Regions from separate parts of the Mus musculus genome. Here region 2 is linked to region 1. A link is a contact called in ENCODE Hi-C or POLR2A ChIA-PET data. All regions are on one chromosome and are shown on one strand. Each heading gives the region's core, a stretch centred on a gene start or an enhancer-like site at or near the end of the contact. The rest is flanking DNA. Distances are from core to core; before and after follow the strand shown.

Region 1 (6,464 bases), core at 2,812-5,311:
TCTGAAGAGAGCAATGGTATACTCACATACATAAAATGAAGGAGGAGGAGGAGGAGGAGGAGGAGGAGGAGGAGGAGGAGCAGGAGGAGGAGGAGGAGGAGGAGAAGGAGAAGGAAGAAGAAGAAGAAGAAGAAGAAGAAGAAGAAGAAGAAGAAGAAGAAGAAGAAGAAGAGGAAGAAGAAGAGGAAGAGGAAGAGGAAGAGGAAGAGGAAGAGGAAGAGATTGTTAGAGGAAGACTGTATTATCCCAGCCTCTCAGGGTGAAAAGAAGGGAGTGTTCCCAGCCTCCCTTACTCTTTACATTGACTTCCAGGCAGTAAAGGTCACAGGGAGTGGGATTCTGTAGGATTTCACTTAAATTAAATATAGGAGAGATACAGAATACTAGAGATAAGAGAAGCTCCTTTGTCCCCAAATCAAAATACAGTCAAGTTCTCTTCCTGCACTGAGTTCCTGCAGGTGCCTCCCCATAGCAAAGACTTTAGCTCAGTAGGAGGACTGATTATTACAAGGAGTTCTACAGATTCGTCTGTGACTTATAAACAGGATGCCTGGTTTTTCACACCAATTTCTGAGATGCACCTCCCTCAAATCTTACTAGGATGTTGGTATGTTACCTATTTCATGGACAGTAAGGGAGAAAAGGAAAAGGAGGTCCCCTGCCAGGAAGCTTCTGCCCCCCACCCCCCCAGTCTTTCTCACCTTTGCCACAGTGTGAACAGTGTGAATTAGTAACTATCTCTCAAGTGTGGGTAGTGCGAATCTCTTTTAGTAACACAATACTTGTTTTAGGGAAAGAATATGATGCAGGGTGTTGTGATATCTGCCTGTAATCTCACCAGACAGCAGGCAGAGGCAGAGGAGTTGTCAGTTCATGCCAGCTCGGGCTACATAGGATGACCCTGTCTGTCTCACTCTCTAAGAAGGGGAGGAGGCAAGGCTCTATCTCTGGAGGTGGCTGGTGTCAGGATGGAAAAGGGATTCTGGCATATGTGATAAATATGTCATCATTTTGGCTGGAAGAGGGACCACACTAGTAAGGAAGAGAGGCGGGGCCTGTGCTGACAGTAGACATCACAGATAGGTAAGAACTCAGCCTCCACAGAGTTCTATTAAACATCCTTAAAGACCTACTACAGATGAAAGCAACTGTCTTGCAATCTCATTGCTGGACTTTTTATATCAGCAGGACTTTTTTTTTTTTGTAGAAGACATCTTTTTAAAATGTAAATGTTAGAGTAGATTACGGAGTCACACACGTGAAGGCAGTGCTTGGAGTTAAGAAGGATAGGGAGATGGGACTCCGTCCAGCAAGAAATGGCAGGGCAAGCAGAAGCCTCCTTCCTGAGACTTGCTATGCTGAGCCTCTGAGCTCTGGGTTCCAGATACTTTCCTGCAGGTCTAGACAGGGAGGTGAGGGTACGTTGGGCTGCAGCAGGCCTCTGGAGGAAGAAGGTGTTGGCCTAGGGCAGGAAGAGGAAGCCAGGCCCTCCCATGGGGCTGACTCACCCACACCCACTCTCGCCGGGCTTGTTCATTTGAGGATGGCAGATACCCCCATCGTGTGGGTTTCTGCACTGGTTGATCTTGACCCCTGAAAGGCAGATGCCCTTTCTTCCGGCCCTGCTGAGTTACATTTCAATTCTCTAACAGCAGGTGAGTCCAGAGAAAGGATTAGCAATAGCCTGGAATAACCATAGCTTGATGCATGGGTAAACTGATCTTTCTGCCCTTCCTTCCCCTACCACCCTATACAGTTGTTTCCAGCCTTCCTCCGGAGGAACGGATAGAGGGGAGGATAGAGAACGGGAGAGAGGCCTAGAGTCTCCAATACGGAGGCAGGCTGTGCCCTGGCTGCAGTTTCAGTAACTTGAGCTCTCTGTTCTGATGGTGCTTTCTCTCTTAAGGGAGTGGCAAAATGAGCAAAGATTCAGCAAGTATCTGAGACAATATATGGCAGATATCTATCACTCCAAAGGTCAGCATGGGGCCGGTGGCACACTCAGTGGCAGAATGGGCTCAACATGCTCGAGACCCTAGCCTGGATCTCCAACACCATGCAACAGAGGCAACATGACCATTCTGCTCTACAGACAGAAGAGTCTTGGAGACCAAGTCAGGGTTAGATTCCCTAGATGGTACTGCATCCATAATATCCAACAGCCTAGTTCTTAAAACATGAGACATCTCTATCTACATCATTAAATATAGCACGGTCTTTTAATGCTAAGACTAGAACAGCTTGCCTTTTGATGAGTTGCAAGAAACACGAGCTTTTAGACTTGGGTTACAATAAATCATCTTCTATTGGGTTCTGATTCTGGTTAAATAGCCTTTCTATTTGATCCGGGACCGGGAGGATTACCCATGGATAAATTCTCCAAGTTGTCTCGGCTTAGCAAGGATCATCTAGGACTTAGGGCTCAGGATTCTGGTTTTTTTTTTTTTTTTTTTTTTTTTTTATTTATTTATTATATGTAAGTACACTGTAGCTGTCTTCAGACACACCAGAAGAGGGCGTCAGATCTTGTTACAGATGGTTGTAAGCCACCATGTGGTTGCTGGGACTTGAACACTGGACCTTTGGAAGAGCAGTCAGGTGCTCTTACCCACTGAGCCATCTCACCAGCCCCCCAGGATTCTGGTTTTAATAGCCCAGGGAGCACTATTACAGGGTTTTAAGCTTTAACTGAGCAGGGTGAAGAGAGGACAAAGCCCCTCCTTCTCCAGTCTATTAACTGAAGGGATAAGAATATCCCAGCTCAGAGGAAAATTGAAAGGCGTGAAATGCTTTGAGAGAAACAGGACCAACTCCCAAATGGTTTATCATACGTGGCAAATCATCTTTCCACGACCAAAGGGAATAAGAAAGAAGTTAGAGGGTAGATTGGACTGGAGAGAGAGTTGCCTAAAGGCTCCAACACTGTGCCAGGTGGTACTGCGATCTCTACCCTAAGCAAATTTTGGGGATAATGGGATAGCGAGGAAGCCTTTTATGAACAGACAAATTATCATCATGCAAGGGGGTCGTGTGCTGCGGCCATAGCAACAGAGGGCTACTTCTTGGTAAATTCCAGAGAAAGACTCTAAAGCTGAACCTGAAGCTCAGAGTCAGGGGATTAATAAAAACAGCAACAAAACCTGAACCGAAGTATGGCAGTGTGCCTGTTAGGTGCAGCACAGAGATGTGGTGATGTGGCGGGAAGAGCAACCTGGCAGGTCAGGTCCTCCATCCCTATCCCCACGACAGTACCCTTCCCTCCCGCCCGCCCCCACCCCCCTCCCCCGCCTTAGTTTTGTCTTCTGACAAACCGGAAGACCAACCTTATAGCTGATCGCTAACGTCCCTTTAAACCATGACAACCCTGATGAGAATAAACCTTCCCGAAGCTTTCCAGCACAGCGGGAAGAGTTACTGAGCTTGGAAACCGAAAGGAAAGCAGGCGAGATGCTCCCACTACAGGAGGAGAAAGCAAGGGGCCGGATCTGGAAGGCAGTGGAAACCCAAAAAGAGGATGGTGTTGAGACAGGGTAGGGTGGATAGGGGCTGGGCGCCCGGGGAACTGCGGAATGATTTGGGGACTGAGATACATATGATGGAGGCCCGCGGCAGCCGCGGGAACCCGCCAGTCCCGGAGGATACATAGGCTTGGGGACTCACCTGCGTCTGCTCCTCCGTGAGACCCGCCTCGGCTGCGATGAGGCACAGCGTGGTGGGGTCCGGGTGCTTGTTGACCTTGTTGAAGTTGTACTCCAGGATCTCCACCTGGTCCTCCGTGGGGCCGCTCGCGGTCTGCGCCGACATGGTCCGTGCGCGTCTGCAGGGGAACCAGATGGCCCGGGTGAGCGAGGTCCGCCTGCCCCCTCCCGCCGTTCCACCGAGGCGCCCCGCGCCGCTGGCTGCGGAGTTTGGGGGGAACCCTCCTTCCCCGGGACCGTCCCCAACCTGACTAAGGATGGAGAGGAGGAAGAAGACGCCTCCCGCCTGACACTCCGAGGGGACAGTATACTGAGGAAGCGCCTCAAGTGCTGCCTCCGGAGATCCGGAGCTGCCCTAGGGACTGAGGACACTCGCGGGGCTGGGCTCCCGTCGCCGTGGGCACGCCTCCCGGGCCGCCACACTCCGCCTCCGCCGCGGGCTAGCACGTGGGGGCCTTGCCAGGGAGCGCAGGGCAACGCACACTTTGGGGAAAGACGCTCACTGCACAAGTTGGGGAAAAAGAGACCGCACTTACAAACAATACTACCAATGGATATTTACTCTTTTTTTTCCCCCTGATTAAAAAATAGCACGTACTGCAGAAAATGTGAAGGACATTAAAATCACAGAGGGAAAATTAAATTGCCAGCTTAGTCGCAAATAACGGCTATAAAATTTTTGGATGATACTTTAAAGATCTTTCCAATGTACTTGTACTGAGACGGAAATGGAAACACAGCGATAATGATTTATGATTTACGGCTGGGTGGTAGCGTGGAGAAGGCTGAGCCATGAGCATGCGGAAGGCAGCTGAACCCCAAATGCCAAGCCTCCATCCCAAGAGCCTACCTACCTCACTGCGGTCTCCTGTATGTGTGTGAGATACCTTTCAAAACCTACCCAATTAATCAGGATCAAAATCAACTATCATTTAGAACCTCAGACTTCAGCCCAGAAAAATAGGTCCACCTCCAGCTTCCAGTTCTCCAGCAACAAATGTTGTCAGCATATCGCAGCAACAACCTTCCTGCTGCGCCACACCAATATAGCTTCAGACTTGGGGCTAAGAAAACTACCAGGTGTGTTCCCTCCTCCTATGCTTCCTGTTGAAAACTAGGAGGTAAAGACGGTTGGTCTTCAAGATATTCTTGGCTGTAGATTCTGTCCAGGCTTAGCCAAGCAGTAGTGTGGGAATCACCCTGGCTTGTTGCATTAACAATCGCAGAGTCCCGAGCGGGTTTTGATGTGGTTTGTGCCTGGGGGTGAACTATCTGGATAGTGTGCTCAGAGCTAACCACCTTCTCATCTGTGGCTTATACCTCCTACTTCCTAAGTCAATGCTTCTTACCTCTCCTCTAGTTCCCTTGAAGAGGTTTCAGACAGGAGGAACTTTTCAACTACGTGGGACTGGGCCTCAAAGCATTTGCCAAGTCACCAGCAAATCATTTTCAGGGAACTAGATGTCCCTCTACTTAAAATTTGTACCAAGGATCCCCGACTCTGCACCAAGGCTGTGGCCCATCTGGTTAGAAATACCTTTCCTGGGCTGGAGAGATGGCTCAGCGGGTAAGAGCATTGACTGCTCTTCCAGAGGTCCTGAGTTCAATTCCCAGCAACCACACATGGTGGCTCACAACCATCTGTAATGAGATCTGATACCCTATTCTGATGTGTTTGAAGACAGCTACAGTGTACTTACATATAATAAATAAATCTTTTAGAAAAAGAAAGAAGGAAGGAAGGAAGGAAGGAAGGAAGGAAGGAAGGAAACAAGGAAAGAAATACCTTTCCTGTTAGCACGCATTTCCCCTCCCCGTCCTTCTATGACACATACTCTTTTGAAAGTCATCTCACAGTCAGGGACATTGAGGCAGAGGACCCAAAGATTCCACGATTTCCAACAATGGCCAGAACTCTAGAGCGGAAATACTGAGTGTTGGTTCCAGGCCCGTGGTCTGCTAGCCCCCTTACAGTAAGGCAGTCTATCTTCAGTTTAGTGGGAGAAACTTATCAGCATGAGGGCAGGGAGGGGCTTGTCTCCGTTTTCAAAGGGTGCATCTCTAATTAGACACTAATCCCAGCCTATGCTGTCCACCAAGGCCACCACCACCATTCGAGCTGTCAACTGAAACATAGCAGGGGTAACGGCTGCCTCTGGTGTTGCTTCTTGCCCATTCCATTTAATACAGTCCTGCTGATTCTTCCACCAGGACCTTTGTTGATGCCCGGTGGAATCCTCAGGCCTTCAGAAATAGCCCACTGCAGGAACGTGACTCAGACGGGCGTACACGCTTCCCCGGGTTTTTTGTAACTGCTGGTGTATAACTCATGGGTTGCTAATGTCGCTACGTGGGATCAAGTGCATTTTATTTTATTAGTTTTCTGTGGCTTTCTGTTACCAAACTGAGTGGGGTTGTGTGGGGGAGGTCCTGGTTTATTTTAAAGGACTGGTAGGGTGAGTTGGTAGAGGACCGCTGGCCTTGGTTGGCTGCTAAGGAGACTGTGGGAGGGTCTTTGGACAGCATCTAGCTTTCCAAGGTACACTAAACAAGCACACTTGGCTTCTAGCTATGGGGACGCAAGAGCACTACCGTCAGTTTTTTGTTACTGCCCTGCAGAGCTCAGGCGCGATTATTTCAGCCCTCCCTGGTAGGCAAATGTTTGCTGTTGCTTTGTTTCTTTCTGTCTTACTGTAAGAATCAAGCGGCCCTGGTAATGGTGACCTTGTAAAGGTCCTCAACTGTCTCCAGTAAGGAAATAAAGTA
Region 2 (6,227 bases), core at 1,596-4,095, 35 kb after region 1:
CATTTGGAAACTCCCTACCCCTGAGCTTTAAAAACCTTATCTTCCTCACATCCAAGGCTGACCTCATGAATCCCACCTTGGGGAAAGGCAATTTGTGTATACAAATAAAAAAGCTTGCTTTCATTAATTGGTCCATAATGATTTGGGTAAGTGGTCTTTCTCCTTACATCTTTGGCGTTAAGGAAAGTAAGCATAGGCAACTAAGAAATACTGAGAACAAAAGAAATAGTCTTCTCTAGGGAAGAGCATACTGATTGGTTATTCAATACCAAGTGGTCATCCTTGAAAACATACATACAAGTAACACTATATAGACTGAGCAGGTTGTATTTATGTATTAGTAATATATGTATATGTATGTATGTATATGTATATTAATATATCTGTGTGTGTGTGTGTGTGTCAAAAATTACAGAATGAAAATAGGCCATGAATTTGTAAAGAGAGCAAGGTAGGCTACATGGGAGGGTTTGGATTGAGGAAAGTGAAGGAAGAAATGATATAATCTTAAAAGTAGAAATCATTTCAAAAAAATCTTTTTGAAGAATTTAGATCAATCTTCATAATTAACTTAAGGAAATTCACCTTATTCCTCATTTTATCTAGGACAGTAGGAGTCTCAGAGTCAAATTTGGAAGCTCACTTTAGCTGTGCATTCAGATTATGTTTTCAAATGCAAAACTGTCTTAGCTGGTTCCAGATTTCTTAACAGAGTTCTGTAAGCCAACAACAAACATATCTCTCAGTAAGGAGACCGGAAAATCTAAGATCAAGGTTCTGCTGGTATCAAGGAAGGGTTCATGAACAGTTCTTCCATTATGCTCCCTATGGCTAAGGAGGGTTGAGAGATCTCCAGGGTCTTTAAGAATGTTCCACCGTTGCGACTTCATTATCTTCTGAAGGACCCATCTCCAGTCACCATCACATTACAGGTTAGAATGTCAGCATAGGAATTTTGGGTAGACACACATATACAACTTTTGTGACTTACCCATATTGCCAAGTCCTGCATGGCTGTGGAAGGGACATCATGAGACAGTTCTTGTTCCTGGAGCACAATGTTGACGGTTGCTAGGAGTAAAGCTTGTTTGTATAATAATGTACATATTTTCATGCTCTTCCTTCAGGGAATGCTCTCCCCATTAAGGTTAATAACTCCATGATAATAAGAAACAGCATGAGTCCAGAAGGATAGAATGTGTTTCTCAGCAAAATGGTAAAAGCTGTGACCTTCAAGACAGCCCTTAAAGCTGTGGGAAAGAACTCTGAAAATATGAGTTCAAGAATATATAGTTTCTCAACTGTGCAAAATTTAAGGATGCACTATGAATTGTATGCGGGGCTTTATAGACCTAAAAGAACAGAGACAGCTGCACTAATGAGTCAGAAAGATATTAAGGGAAGAGTTAAAGAGATATAGGGAGTGATGATCTCAGGGCAACATCCCACCCAGCTAAGTTTATTGTTTGTGCTTACAAAGACTCTGCCTAGATTCCTGAGTTCAAGGTCAGCCTGGGACAGAGCAAGTTCAGATCCAGGCATAATGGGAATGGTAATCTCAGGATCTCAGGATGGGATTCCGCCCCACCCCCCACCCCCCGCAGCTAAACTTATGTTTGTGCTTACAGAGGCAGGCAGGTCTCTGAGTTCATTTGCCACGTTTTAAAAATGTACTTGCTGATTTCTAAGAATCAAGGAGCTAAGGTCATAAAATGCTGATTGGTGGGGTAATCAATAGGGAACTTGGGGTAATGACTGAGTTGATATATAAATAAAAGACTGGGATTTGATCTCTAAGAGCTGAACATACAGCTCTTTGAAGAGCCAACTCGAGCAGAAGACAGAGCTGTCAGCTTGCACCCACCACTAATCTCAAGTCATTTCTTCTGCCACTCTCAAATACTCCTTCCTCATGACCCCCTCTCCAAGATGAGGCTGGTCCTTGGCACCATAGTGTGTATGTGTGTGTGTAAATGTGTGTGTGTGTGTGTCTGTGTGAGTGTGTGTAAATGTGTGTCTGTGTGTGTGTGTGTCTGTGTGTGTATGTCTGTGTGTGAGTGATGTGTGTGTAAATGTGTGTGTGTCTGTGTCTCTGTGTGTATGCCTATGTGTGTGCGTGTGTGTAAATGTGTGTATGTCTGTGAATGTGGGTATGTATGAGTGAGTGAGTGTTTGTGTGTGTGTGTGTGTGTGTGTGTGTGTGTGTGTGTGTGTGTTTTACTGGGGAATAAACCCAAGACTTTATTTCATCCAGGCAACTACTCCACCAAGTGAGCTATATCCCCAGCCGTGCTTTCCCATATTTTAATTATTTTCTTTATTTTTAAAGGACTTCTTGTTATCACAAACTGCCTCAATTTAAAAAAAAAACAATTTAAGCAGTTTTTATAATAAGATATACCTACAAACCAGTACTGTGGGCAACCTGAAGAAGGTCCTTAAAATTCCAAAGTTTGTTTTACCCAGAGGCTGTCCAGAGAACCCTGATAAGTAACTAATTCTGGTATTTAGAGAGAACACATGCTCAAAGTTAAGATAATGAAACAATGCTCTGCTGATTGTTGAAAGCCACTCCTCCTGACCTCTAGAACTAACTCTGTACAGCCACTTAACAGCTCCTGGCTTCTGGGTCTACCTCTGGAGGACATGGAGGGGCTCCCCGGATACAGAGACCTTACAGAAGATTGGGGTGAATGGAGGCCCCCTTGAGCTCCCCTGTTCTAAACAATCGCCTCCTAGTGTCCAGGCTTACCCATATTGTGGCAGCCATCCCTGGGGACTCTCAGCTCCTGTGACATCTCTCACGTCCCTGTCACTCCACCGACACCTTGTGCTAATGCTTGACTTCAGATTCTCATTACCTCATGCCCAGATCAGGCCAATAGCCTCTAGTCTCCCAACATCCTGTGCCCGCCACACCTCTCTCAACCACTACTGTATTTGTAAGGAGATACTGCCTGCATCTCGCGAGTTCACTGCTCAAAGCCTTCGAGGGACTGCCCGCCGTCAGGTGAATACTCTGCGGCTTCAGACACCCACACCCATGTTCCTTCTTCGTCTGATACAGCGTCTAGCCCTTCTCTCGGAATTCCCCTGTGGACTTCCCATGCTGCTTGTTATTTCTCAACTATGCTGCTGCTTTCCCTCACCTACTCAACGCCCCATGCCAGGCACACTGCCTGTCCTCCAGTTTCTCGTTCTTGCCTGTCTGTCATCACCCTGTTTGGCCCCATCTCCACTGACCCCTTCCCTGACAACTGCCCTTATCTGAATGAAACCACTCACGTGTCACCTTCTCCACTGCCTCCTATTGTCAGTGAGCCTCTTATTCAAGCATGTGCTTGGCTTCCCTGATACACCATGAACGCCCTGTAGCCAGAGGACTAAAAACAGATGGATCAAGGCCTGGGGAGGCAAGGGGAGGTGTGGGGACAGCTTGACATTGGGGTTCAGAGATCAGGCAGGCTATATTTTAACTGCCAACTCTGTGACCTGGTGAGATTCCTGATCTTGAGACAGGCTAACTCCATGACAGGCTTCCAAAGAGCAGTTCAGGAGACTAGGCCTAAATCTCTGTTTCCAAGAACTGAGCAAATCTAGGCAAGTCCAGGCCTCAGAAGCTGCCCCACCACCTGGCCTCAGGCAAGGACAATGGGTCAGCAGCAGTTTCCACACTTCCTCAGCAACAGTTTCCAGACTTCTAGCCTCCCACACCCCAGCGATGGTCCCAGAATGTCCCTAGAGATAGATCGAACAGATTAAGATAGAGGTCACCTACTGCTCCCCAGAATTCCCCTAATGTGCTTTAAATCAGGTCTTTGAGCTTACTTCTGGATCTCCATCTTTATAAAAGGTAGACCCCAGCATGCTGGACTTCTGCAAAATAAAAGACTCTTTGTGTTTACATACTATTTGAGTCTGGGGTATCATTCTTCCACAAATCATGGACTCTTACAATCTTTCCATGACCTTCTCAGAAAATGGGGATAATGGCCAAGCCCACCTCATAGGGCAATTATGAGGATAATGAATTAGTATGCAGACGGCCCTGAGACTGGCATGCACACAAAGTTCACTTAATTTATTATTTCTTTCATTATCAAGCAAGGTGAGAGGGCTTGTCATGGGCTAGGTACTACATAAGTGACCTTGTTTAATTCCTAGAACGATCCAGTGACAAAATGGGACTCTGCTCACGGTAGAGAGGAGAAACCTGAGGTTCTGCGAAGTTGAGCCACACGGCTGGTAATTAGTTCATCCTCTCAGCCACTGTGAGTTCAAGGACCGTTGCCTCCTCCTGGCCCTACAATAGGTCAATCCTGATGTAGAGCAAAGGGCTTCTTCTGCTCCTTTATATCCTTCAGTATCGCTTAAGCTGCTCAAAGCACGTTTGTTGTGGAATGACCGGCAGACTTCTTACACCGGATCAGCCCTTTGTGCTCCTCTGTGCGGAGGTCACTGATTGCCCATCATTGATTTCCTTCTGTACCTTTTCAGACCTCCAGTGTTTAGCTAGGCAACCAGCCACTGGCAGCAAAGGTCATAGCTGGCTATGGTGGCACAAGCCTGGAATCCCAGGGCTCAGGAGGTGGTGGAGGCAGGAAGATTATGAGTTCAAGGCCGTCTGGAGTACAGAGCGATGCTGTGACAAACAAAATCAAGAACGGAGGTCAGAGGTCAGCCAACTGTTCCAGGACCTATTTTAGGTTCAGCATATGGCCTGGTTTTATTTACTCAGCTCCGCCATGACAGTACATAAGGAGTCGAGGACAGTATATGTGAATGAGGGTGACTGTGTTCCCAGGACATATCTATCCTGTGGGTTGCAGGTTCCTGCCACTTGGCCTACTATGAACCTGCCATTGGCTGACTTGATTAAAGATACAAGGATTGTTAATATTGTGTGTCAACTTGGTTGGCCCATAACAGGCCAAGATATTTTGGCAAACCTTATTCTAGGAATTTCTATGCAGATGTTTTTCAGTGAGGTTGATTCAGCTGATTATGAACATAGGATTAGGAAGGCCACCATTACCTTATCCAACCCACTGAAAGCTTTGCTTAGCCAAAAAAAGAAAAAAGAAAAAAAAAAGAAAAAGACTAGCTTTGTAGATAAGGAGAGAAGTCTCCAGTAGACTGCTTCAGGCTTATCCACAGCACTGGATCTTTCTGAATGTACAACAGACAGTCTTTAGACTAGTCTGTCTGTGTGCATCATTCAGGCTTGGACTCAACTTCTGTAACCACCAGAGTCAGTTTCTATGCACATGCACATCCACTGGTTTTGTTTCTCTGGCGAACCCTGAGAGATATGATGCCATGCTCCATCTTGCTCTGTGGCGAGATGTGCCAGGGAGATTAAGGTCTGGCCAGTGGAATGTTCTGGGGCAGCTTCCAGGAAATGGTGGCCTTTGCCCTTTGGCCTGTCATCTCCCTTCTACTTTTCCTGCTGTTTGGAAGGCAGGTTTCATGGCTGAAGGGCCACTGTGGACTATAATATAGCAACAAAGCAGAACTCCAAAGCAGTCTAGGGTCAAGGGACCATGAAGCCCTCCAACCTGTGTCAATGCCCTGAATTCTTCATGCTAGGAGAGAGCAGCTCATGAGGCCCAGGCTGGGCTTGAATTCCATATATAACCAATGATGGTGACCTTAAACTCCTGATTCTTCTGCTTCCACATCACAGGCTCGTACTTCTTAGCTTCTTATCAGGGCTTTTGTATGAGACAAAAATGTTGGAGAACCCTGCTGTTAAGGTTGCCAACCCCCATGTCCAGACAGCTCTCCGAGCTCAGTGTGAAATAGAGGACTCTCTTTCTCAGTGGGGCTTCTCTTTCTCTACCTGACCCTGTCTGGAGAGTGTCCCTTAAGCACAGGTGCCCGGCCTTGTCTGAAAAATGACTTTGTGTAGAACTGTCCTCAAACGCTGCACAACTCAGCACACAAGTCCCACTCTGGTTTTGTGCCCACGTGATAATTCGGTACTATATTATGACCAGTCAGCCCTTCCCACCCCCCATGATAGTTAGATACTATGCTATGACCAAGTAGCTCTTTCCACTCATAGCCCTGAAAGCTCTTGCATATCCTTTCCCTGGAACAGTAAAGTAGACCTCTCACTGCAGAGGTCTCCAGGAGTTCTTCTGTCATACTCATAGCTGTCCAAACCCTGCTCGATGTTTCTACTACCTTTGTTTTCTCCTGGCTGGAGGTCAACAAACCCTCAG

The links. Hi-C counts contacts between places; a loop is a spot of excess contacts on that map. ChIA-PET counts read pairs that join two places held with the same protein, here RNA polymerase II (POLR2A).
Region 2: a map of heart shows a loop between it and region 1 (2.0-fold over the local background). The contact joins the enhancer-like site here to the promoter of Hopx in region 1. A Hi-C loop is called at or near these places in 4 of 37 maps with a recorded cell type or tissue (all heart). POLR2A ChIA-PET finds 5 or more read pairs at or near these places in 1 of 5 experiments (embryonic stem cell).

What each region holds. Positions count from the first base shown.
Region 1 is chr5:77,091,206-77,097,669 of GRCm38, forward strand. It overlaps Hopx (HOP homeobox), which reads right to left and starts at 4,062. Exons shown (of 3, transcript NM_001159900.1): 1 at 3,946-4,062; 2 at 3,661-3,817. The coding sequence starts at 3,804. It overlaps LOC115490297 (a small nucleolar RNA gene), which reads left to right and starts at 523; the gene lies at 523-626.
Region 2 is chr5:77,127,551-77,133,777 of GRCm38, forward strand. No RefSeq gene overlaps it. Among named protein-coding and RNA genes, the nearest start is that of Gm15831, 8.2 kb to the left of the region's middle. RefSeq lists an enhancer at 2,330-3,443. Within about 2 kb of position 2,846, at least 1 of the 3 ENCODE cell types and tissues checked has a DNase peak (open chromatin) inside an H3K27ac peak, as active enhancers do; it is heart, where a contact is called at or near this core.